Linked DNA regions of Mus musculus: region 1 is linked to region 2. A link is a loop called in an ENCODE intact Hi-C map of the cell type or tissue named here. Cell type or tissue: left cerebral cortex. All regions are shown on one strand. Links, peaks and the distances in the headings refer to the core of each region. The heading gives the core; the rest is flanking DNA.

Region 1 (5,391 bases), core at 73-5,072, 1.7 Mb after region 2:
CTGTGGATCCAAATGCAGAACTATCAGATACCCTGCACTATACCTGTGTACCTCCATGCTCCCCACCACAGTGATAATGGACTAAGCCTCTGAAACTCTGAGCAACCCCTAACTAAATGCTTTCTTCTATGAGAGCCTTGGTCATGAGGTCTCTTCACAACAATTAAGCACTGACTAAGACGTGGCATTTAGAAAATAAGAATCATATGGTTTCTATCACATGTGGAAACCAGGTATGTACAGGGAGTAGAAGAGGACCCAGACAGTAGAGGGATTCCATGAGGGATGAAGGAGGAGGAGGGAAGAAGGAGGGGGGAAGAGAAAGTGACAGAGGAATGAACATGACATGTATATGTGTGTGAAAATGTCACAGTGAAGCCCATTACTTTGTGCAATTAAAATGCACAATAAAACAAAAAATTTACTGAGAAAACTGACATGTACAGAACTCTACAAATAACAATTAGGAAAAATATTCTTTCCTACATAATAAACATTTACAGAAACTGTCTATGTTTTAGGTCAAAAAAGAACACTTGATAAATTTTAGAACAGGTACCAGCATATAGGTACCGTACAGACCACCAAGTCACAAGTATAATTGAAAACTTTATTTATAAGGTGAAAACCCTGCTGACAGCAACTGCATCTCATGTTACAGATACCAATCAACTTCAGATAGTCACAAATATCAATTTTAGTATCAAAATTTTGAAACTATTACTATCATATTAAGGAAATGTTCTTTAAACAAAATAGGGTCAATCAGAGACAAGCTGGTAAGAGTGACATTATAAACGAGAAGACCTAATAGGAGAGCACACACCATAAGCTGGAAGAGGGCACACAGAGGCATAGAACTCACAAACAGCAGCAGCGATGTAGGGACAATTCTGCAATTTTTAAATCACAATCTAACCGAAATGCAAATGGTAAGGACTTGGATTTGATTCCCTAGTACCAAAAAACAAAAAACCTAAACCACGTGGGGTGGCATTCTGGCGCTCACTTAGTTTGTCACCAGTGATGTCAAATATGTTGTCATTTTTATTGGCTTGCTTATTTGTTTTTTGTTGTTGTTGTTGTTTGGGTTTTTTTTTTTTTTGTATTCTTAAAAGTGTTTTCACACTTTAAAAGGCTTGCAATACAGTGTTAGAAACGATGCCTGCACACGGGTCTCTTACATGCTACTAGTACAGTGCAGAGAAGTGAATAGACTGGAATTAGGACTCATGTCCTGAAGCAGAGAACACTGACGTACACTACTATCTACACTTCTTACTCCTAGATATATAGCCAAGAGAAACGTATGCATGGACAAGGAGAGACTGCACAACATTACAATACCAACGATCACATCAGCAAAGTCTTTGAAAACTTACGTCGTGTCCATTAACTGGTCTATTATTGTTGTAGCATTTGAAGCTGTGAGTTACTTCACACTGCAGTAAGGATGAATCTTAGTAATGTATTGTTAAACAAAAACGTCTCACAGGGACATACAATGTGTTATAATTTAGTGAAGCTTAAACAAAAGAAATACACTTTTTTAGAAATAGCTAGATGTGAAATTTTTCACTAAGAAGAAAACAAAACAACACTAAACATAAGAAGCAAGGCTTCATCACTTGGGAGAAGGCAGCAGTATAAAGGTAGGAGCAGAACAAGGCCCACATACAATATAACAGGACTGCCTCTAACAAGCTACTGCCGCAGTGCCGCTCTGAGGCACTTGGTATTAAAGAGGACTAACCAAATGGGTGAGCCTGGACCCATGATCACACCATAAAAAAGGAATTCAAGAAGATTATGACAACCAAAAAAAAAAGTTATGGAAAATTGAAGAATTATAAAGTAAGTTCTCAGGAACCATTTAAACAAATCTAGAAAAATGTGTATAAATACTAAATATAAGTATTACCCTTATTTTAGTTGTCAGATTAATATCTATTTACTTAAACATGGGTTTTTTTTTAAGATACAAACAAAAACTAATAAAACTGATAAACCTGGGTATATTTATTAACCACACCAGGGCAGTTATTAAATTTTCAGGAGTAGTTGGCAAAGGAATAATGGACTACACTGTTTCTTTGTGTGTTTTTATTTTGTTTCAGTTGTTTTTCCTTTTTGGGTACTATATTGTTTTCTAGGGTTCTGTTGTAGTACTGGAGTTTGGTTTGTCTTCTGAGAAAGAATTTAAAGGTGGGTGTATAGGGAGGAGGAGAGGATCTTGTTCTAACTGATAAAATATAATTAAAATAAACTAATATACACAGAGAAGAAAATCACCATTCCTGCCCAACAGTGTAGACACACATTTTAACTGTGTAGTAGCATAGGATTAATGACGGCATTTTAGTGTGTGGGTGTATACTTCCACAGCTGCTGCCTGCCCACCTGTCTTTGGATTCTCGAAGATAATAATGCAGGTCCTGCCAGCCCTTGCTATAGCCTACTTCTGTGGCATTTCTGGGCCAGCAATCATCCCACCACTTCCACAGCCCCCAGGAGCGCTCCAGGCACGAACCCTGGTGCTACCTGAGTCACTGCTCTGCAACCACTGCTGGCAAAGCTGCCGTCCTTCTCCCTTCTCCATGTGGAGTGATGGCCTTCATGGTTTCTAGGACTTCAGGGGAAATACTTTCCTGGCACTTTTTCAAAGAGTTAGTTGGTTTCATCTTTAACATGATTTGGAACTGAGTCTAATGGAGACCTAACAGGGAACCACAGTTCTTTCTGCTTCCATGGACCAAGCCTCTCTCATTCGGTAGAATTCTAACTCCTGACATTTGGGATGAAGGCTCATCTCGCAAATTTGTGCAAAGGATCTGAACCAGTGCTACAAAGCCAAAACTAAGGCCATGTTCAGATGAAAGCAGAAACCAGAACACTGAATATAAATAAAATTACTGCCACAAGGCCTGAGACACAACAAAGATTAACATTAAAGCTGACAGCTATTCGCATTTAAATTTTTTCTCTTTAAAATATTACAGTGTGTATATTTTATATTTTTATTATCTTTCTTTACAATAAAAAGAAAAGAAAAAAATCATCTGAATGAGATAACCTAGATTAAAATACATCAAATACAAATATGGTATGTGTCCATTTATATGTGGATTTTAGTTGCTAAGCCTTCCATTAGTAAACTACATCCATATAAACCTCAGTGGTTAGGATTAGAGTAAGGGACTGGGTGGAGAACTGGGTCACCCTAGAAAGGGGAAATATACAGTCATGGGTGGGCGGGGTGAGGGGTGGGACTGAAGGATCAAATGGGGAGGGGACAGAAGAGGGGGAATAGAGAAGAAATATGGGAGGAACAAAAAATTATATAATATTAAATACAAGCACTACATTTATTTTAGTTGTCAGATTAATACATTCATTAATTTGTATATATAGACAAACAAGACAAGCCTTCCGCAGAGCAAGGAAACATAAAAGGCATCCTCACTAGGTGCGTTTCTGGTGCATTTCCACTTTTCAGTGCTTGTCTAGTAGGGGAGTCTTAAACACAAAATAGTCTATCTGAGACCCAATACTAATTGTTCATAACATTGTTATGTTTCTTTCCCTCATTATAATTAATTTTAAAAATGTAATATTGCAACATGTAAATATAGATTTCTAAGTTATTATGATATTATCACTTAACTCTGTTTTCCAGTATTATAAGTAAATATGTGATGAATATCTTTGGAAACAAATTTCCTGTGCGTTTGTACTATTTCCTCAGGCTAGACTCCAGAAGTAAAGTTATTGGTCAGAGGGACTACGAGGGACTTTTCAACTCAGAAATCCACTTGCCTCTGCCTCCCGAGTGCTGGGATTAAAGGCGTGCGCCACCACGCCCGGCTTCCAAGTCAAGTTATTTAACCTTCACAGTAACTCTGAAGTGGTACTAATGTCTCATCTTACAGTGGTGGATACAGACAAACATAAGCTACATAATTTCCCAAGATCATAGAGCTTAAATTCCAACAATATGACTCCAGAGTCTATGCTCTAGTCTATTTCTAGAGGTAGAAAACACATAGACATATATACACATGCATGCATGTGTGTGCCGCCCCCACCCCCCCCACACACACATGCACACACGTTGGGGAGAGGGGAGACTGTGATAACATTATTAAATATATCCGCTAAACCATGAAGCGAGATGAAGTATTCTGATTCCTCAGTCCTCAAGGAAATCAACCTGGTGTCTCATTTCTCCTTGCACCTGTTAATGCTATTATTCATTAAGTTTATGGACAACGCTATCCTGATTATTTTCACAAATACTGCATTTACCAACCATCCTGAGGATGTAAAGGTCTGGGTCTAAAATCCCAGCTTGCATACCTTTGCGTACCCAGTCTCCAGTATGAATATTGATAGTCACGCCTACTAAATTGCTACTTCGCTGTCTTTTCTCCCAGAGAAAATCAAGAGCTTTTCTTGCATATTCCTGTAATTAAAACACAAAAGCATATTTAAAGAATTTTGTCTTTGGCAAAGAGTGGGAAATCTATAAGTCAAAGAGCCATAGGATCTTTTAAGAATTAAGCAAAATTCTTAAGACAACCACTAATGAATTTCCATAAAATCTTGCTTGGCTCACTTTCAATCACTTCAGATTAAATGATCTCACTTGGAGTATACCCATGGCCATTCACCCTTGTAGCATGGGTCACATACATAGACAGGTTATTATATTAACTGCTGACATAATTAACACACTGTTAACAGAATTCTTCCCACCTAAGTGCACAGTGGGAATCTCCTAAAGCAGTCTCACTTAGCAAACTTGAAGAAGATTCAGAGTTGCTATGCTATCTTTCAAAGTCATTCCAGATACTGGTTTATAAGTGATACATAATTTTATTAGTGAAAAATTAGCAAATCAACTGAGGGCCTATCTGTATACTAATGTATATGTACATATATAATGTATAATCTTACAACAGGTTTCATTTATTTTTATTCACTGGATATTAAATTGAATTTATTTCTTATAAAACTCTTAGCTTTCAATAAAAGATGTTCCAAGTGGAATGGCAAAGGATAGGTACCAGTAAAATTCTAAATTACTTTTAAGGCATGAACTTATTTAGCATTGCAAGAAGAAAATCATTAATCCTAATTCGTTACTTTGTGTGTTTGGCAATAGAGTACAAAATCATTTACATTCTTGATGCAAATCTTGCATGGTAATTATATTTCAGCAAAGCAGATCACAACTATAATCACATGGTGGATTTTCAAATCTGGAAAGCCTGATACTGATCATATTTCTCTAGCCCTAGCTTACAATTTAAAGAAAAAAAAAACAAAAAAAAAAACAAAAAAACAGGCACAGTAAAACTATGGGTTTAACCAAAGTTTAAATTTTAATTA
Region 2 (5,391 bases), core at 117-5,116:
AGAAAGGTAGTGTTTTCCCTTAGTTATTATAAAGTTATTATTAAATTGCATGGTTGGGTGTGCACAGAAGCATGTGAAAATCAGGACAGTTTGTGGGACTTAGTTTCTCTTGCTCTACCAGTCTAGGGGATTCAATTCCAGTTCATCAATTTGGAGGCAAAGTGCTCTTGCTTAGTCCACTTGCTGTCTTGTTTCCCCCTAAACCCCACAGAGTTCAGTGGTGGTGGTTTAAGGCCAGCCATTTGATAGGCAAGTACTGTCCACAGAGCTTAGTTAGATACCCAATCTGAAAAAATTTAAGTGTGGAAACCTGAGCCGCTTAAATTGATACTGTTGAACCAGTATGTCAATGAACAATTCAGCTCCACGGTTTTAGTTAAATAATCCATGTGTTGCTTGGGTATGTTAAAGGAATATTTACTTATGTAGTGTGTCTAAAACAGTTGTATTTTGCCTTTAATTGGCCATTTATTTTTTTAAATCCTAGAATTACCCAGCTTTAATTCAACTTTTTTTCCCCCCTTGAATCTTAAAGGTTCGAGTAGAAGGGTTTAATTATGCTGGTATGGGCAATTCCACCAATAAAAAGGATGCACAGAGCAATGCTGCCAGAGACTTTGTTAACTATTTGGTTCGAATAAATGAAGTAAAGAGTGAAGAAGTTCCAGCTGTTGGGGTAAGTATTTATGACCAAGAACTTGATATTTTTGTTTGCTTTCCCCTTTCTACCCTTGGGTTCAAGTTAACAGATTTACAGGATGTGTCTACAAATACACTGTGTGCAGGGGCATTATATGAAAGGATATAGTGGCTATACAAAAATGCATTGAGTTTTAGAGACACAGTTGAGATTTTTTTCTACCTGAAATGTGCAGAAAGAAACCATACCTTGTGAAATTTGTCCTTTCCTAAGGCTACCAATAAGCACTAAAAACACAGCCATTCAGACATGCCCCCAAAGAGTATGAACAGACAGCATTTAAAGTATATTGTATTACTAAGCCATGATGCTCAGAAGTACAAGAAATTAATTTTTGACTCAAAAAATAAAAATTTTCAAATTATGTGTTTCATTGGGGTTAAAGATGTGTGTTCTAAATTCTAATAATGTTGGGAGGGGGGGATAATCTGGGCTTGATGGTGCAGGCCTGTGGTCTTAGCAATATGGCAAATTCAGGCCAATTAGGCTATTGTATGACATCTTACCTTAAAAATAGCAAATTAACCAGAAGTGTTGGGACATTACCTTTTTTTTTTTAAGATTTATTTATTTATTATATGTAAGTACACTGCAGTTGTCTTCAGACACTCCAGAAGAGGGCGTAAGATCTTGTTACAGATGGTTGTGAGCCACCATGTGGTTGCTGGGATTTGGAAGAGCAGTCGGGTGCTCTTACCCGCTGAGCCATCTAACCAGTCCGGGACATTACCTATTACTATTGTCGTTTAAGCTCTCAATTGACTTGGACAGTGTACAGTAAAAGGGAAAGAAACATGTATAATTAACTGTAATAACATTTAGAGATTTCAACACATGGCTCTAAATGAAATTATAAATTGCCTTTATTAATGGTTAACTCATGTATTCTCAGGACTTAGACCCAGAAATTTGGGCAATCCTGATACTATCGATCATGCTGTTTAAAAATGGATTTTTCAAAGGAACAGGCATTTATTCACTATAACATTAAATACTTTATACTTCTGTACAAGATAACTCTTGCTTATTTATCTTTGAGACAAGATCTCACTTTATAGGCCATAGCTCTAACTATCCTGGAACACATGTAGACGAGCCTGCCTCTGCTTCCTGTAGTGGTTTTGGTTTTTTGGTTTTTTTGGTTTGGTTTGGTTTTTGTTTTTTCAAGACGGTTTCTCTGTGTGGCCCTGGCTGTCCTGGAACTTGGATTTGTAGACCAGACTGGCCTCTAACTCAGAAATCCGCCTGCCTCCGCCTCCCGAGTGCTGGGATTAAAGGCGTGCGCCACCACCGCCCGGTTCATTCCTAAGTTACTTGAAACTTTGTCTTCAAACAAAGGCAGAAATGGGAAAAATACTATGGGGAAGGATGTTTAATATATGGGTATCTTTGAGTAGTCTTGAGTCTTCTAGTTTCTGCAAAACAAACAAAAACCCCAAGTACTGACACTTGACTTTTCCTCTTGTAGATTGTACCACCCCCACCCATACTTAGCGACACCTCTGATAGCACAGCAAGTGCTGCAGAAGGGTTACCAGCACCAATGGGAGGACCACTTCCTCCTCATCTGGCTCTCAAAGCAGAAGGTAAGGGACTTGAATATATGTACTTAATGGAGGATAACACAGTCATGCTTGGTCACCTCACCTTGTCATTTGTATAGAGAAATCAATAAACATGTTTATTAGGTGATCCCATTCAAGCAGCCACTGTTTTAGGGTTTGTTCTGTTTAAAAGATTTAAATTTATAGCTGTTTTACCTGCAATACTTATGGGCCACCAAGTGGGTTAAAGAATTTTATGAGTTGCCTTTTATATGGCTGTGTATCAGGCTTAGAGGGCTTTGCACATATTAGATACTCTGTGGCTGAATTTTGTATTACATCCACCTTTTGTTTTGCCCTACCTGTATACCTGTAATAGGATTTGTGGATTCTAGTCCTGCTGAAAATTTTATTTGGGTTATTAAGAGCAGAGTAAGATTTTGACCAGGTTTCTAACAAATACTGAAACACAATTTACAGCATCTATCCTATTGTTTTGACTTGAACAAATTATAAAACTATATACTAATCTGTCACTTTAGAGTTCATGCATATTGATGTTTGCCTGCAGTACCTGCGGAGGCCACAAGAGGCCACCACTCCACAACTGGAGTTAAACCTGAGCCTTCATGGGTACTGCATATCAAACATAAGTCTTGTAAGAGAAACCAGTGCTCTTTATCTGCTGAACCATCTCTTTTGCATCCCACTCTGGTTTTATATAGAGTCAAAACTTTTAGGGGCTACTAATTATTAGTCCTGGGGTTAGCTTTCTTTTCAGAATTAGGTTTTGTGTTTCTGTTTTTATTTAGGCTGTAATTTGGAGAATGAATTTACACTTTCAGATTCTCCTGTTTCTACTTTCCCAAAGCTGGGCTTCAGGCTTGTTTACCACACCCAGTGTTATTCTGTGGTGAGGGTTGAACCCATTGCTTGCTTGGTGCTTTGTAGACATCCTAGCATTGTATTAAACAAACTTCATTTTCAGCATCTCTAAATGTTTTACTTAAAAAGATGTATTGCTTTTGGGCCAACCACGGTGGCATACTCACCTTTAATCCCAGCACTTACTTGGGAGGCAGAGGCAAATAGATCCTCATGAGTTCAGAGGTGTTCTGGTCTACATACCAAGTTTTGGTACAGCCAAAGCTAAATAATAGACTGACCTCCCCTGTGTGCTTACATATTGTATTTGAGGACCCCCCCCTTTTTTTAATAGCACAAGTGTATAGAAGACAGGACAAAATACATTCAGCATCCAATATAGACTCAGATTATTAGGTTCATACCTTTACCAGCTAGACATTTCCTAGTCTGGATAGTTTTGTGCTTTGTTATTTATGTATAAAAACAACTGAAATAAGTATGTCTTAAAGTACACATTAGGGGGCTGGAGCGATGGCTCAGCAGTTAAGAACGCTGACTGCTCTTCCAGAGAGGTCCTGCCTTCAATTCCCAGCAATAGCATGGTGGCTCATGACCATCTGTAATGGGATCTGATGCCCTTTTCTGGTGTGTCTGAAGACAGCTACAGTGTACTCATGTACATAAATAAAGTTTAAAAAAAGTACAGATTAGTGCTTAGGAGAAACTCAACCAAGTATGAGTACTTGTGTTCTGTACCCCACCAGCATCCATATTGTGTAGACAGATGGTTCTGTGGGAAAGTTGGCCTGCTAGGTACCTAAATATGCTAGCCCAGTGAAAAGCTGGTCAAATGAGAAAGGGTTTATTTATTCTGCTTTATAGTCCATGACAAGATTGAAAGTGGCAAAAGCGTGGACAGCTGATCACCTGGCAGAGAGCAGGGAATTTGTGCTGTTAATTGTTAGTTTTCTATTTTCATTATCCAAGCAATGGGACACTTACAGTGTCTTATCTTCTCTCATTAACCAAGACAATCTCTAACAGACCATACTACCTTGGGATTAAGAGTAAAGTTGCCAGTTAACATTAATTATCAGACTAAACTACTTGACTGCTTCCTGGAGGTTACACTATGGCTTCCACATGCATAGACATAGACAACCATAAATAAATAGGCTGACCAATACAGTCCTGATTATTTCAGATGTCCTTGCAGATTATTGAAAACCTGTATACAAACATGTAGTCAGGGACATTTGTTAAAATATGTAGCTTTCTTCCCCCAAACTTGGTTAGTTAAAAGAGCAATTTTCTTTTTTTAATAGCAGAAAATAATTCTGGAGTTGAGTCTTCTGGCTATGGCTCTCCTGGACCTACTTGGGACCGAGGAGCCAACCTTAAAGATTACTACTCAAGAAAGGAAGAACAAGAAGTACAAGCGGTGAGGAATCTTACATAGTGTTAATTTACATTTTTGAAAATGCGACTTGGGATTTATTTCACAGCAGAGTTGAGTACCTATACAAGTTAATAGCACATTGAGTTGTTGATTTGTTTGTTTTGAGACAGTCTTCAATCCCAGGCTGGCCTTCATTCCAGTGGCCCTAGCTAGAAAGCCTATTTTACTAGTTGGTTGCATAACCCTGGTGTACATGCTTGTAGTCGCAGCATTAAAGAGAGGGTCAGGAGAATGACTAGTTCAAGGCCAACCTGGATTATAGTGTTCTAAGAACATAGTGATATCCTATCTCAAAAACAGGCTCAGGCTGGAGAGATGGCTCAGTGGTTAAGAGCACTGACTGCTCTTCCAGAGTTCCTGAGTTCAAATCCCAGCAACCACATGGTGGCTCACAACCATCCGTAATGAGATCTGACGCTCTCTTCTGGTGTGTCTGAAGACAGCTACAGTGTACTTATGTATAATAATAAATGTTTAACAAAAAAACAGACTCAGTGATAAAGTGGTTGACTAGCCATGTTCAAACCCCTGGATCTCAGCACTACAAAAATAAAAATCTGACTTTATATTGAAAAAAAAAAACCCAAACTGTACATTATTATTGTACCTTATGTAAGTGTAGTAGTGCAGCCAAATTTACTCATCATTGATTCTACAGACTCTAGAGTCAGAAGAAGTGGATTTAAATGCTGGGCTTCATGGAAATTGGACACTGGAAAATGCTAAGGCTCGTCTGAACCAGTATTTCCAAAAAGAAAAGATCCAAGGAGAATATAAGTACACCCAAGTGGGTCCCGACCACAACAGGTTTGCTTGTTTCA

The links. Peaks named below come from ENCODE experiments on the same cell type or tissue, not always from the same donor. Only the 100,000 strongest peaks of a DNase experiment are listed, where the experiment ranks them.
Region 1: it touches region 2 in a loop (8-fold over the local background); 3 of 42 quality-filtered maps call a loop at or near these places.

What each region holds. Positions count from the first base shown.
Region 1 is chr1:151,783,810-151,789,200 of GRCm38, reverse strand. It overlaps Edem3 (ER degradation enhancer, mannosidase alpha-like 3), which reads right to left. Exons shown (of 20, transcript NM_001039644.2): 8 at 4,357-4,462. Among named protein-coding and RNA genes, the nearest start is that of Edem3, 31 kb to the right of the region's middle. In left cerebral cortex, for the core only: no CTCF peak of the experiment used is centred there; a DNase peak (open chromatin) is centred at 2,465.
Region 2 is chr1:153,478,027-153,483,417 of GRCm38, reverse strand. Dhx9 (DEAH (Asp-Glu-Ala-His) box polypeptide 9) reads left to right here. Exons shown (of 28, transcript NM_007842.2): 3 at 536-676; 4 at 2,169-2,286; 5 at 4,440-4,552; 6 at 5,229-5,377. Among named protein-coding and RNA genes, the nearest start is that of Dhx9, 6.9 kb to the left of the region's middle. In left cerebral cortex, for the core only: a CTCF peak has its summit at 2,827 (motif pointing right); a DNase peak (open chromatin) is centred at 2,830.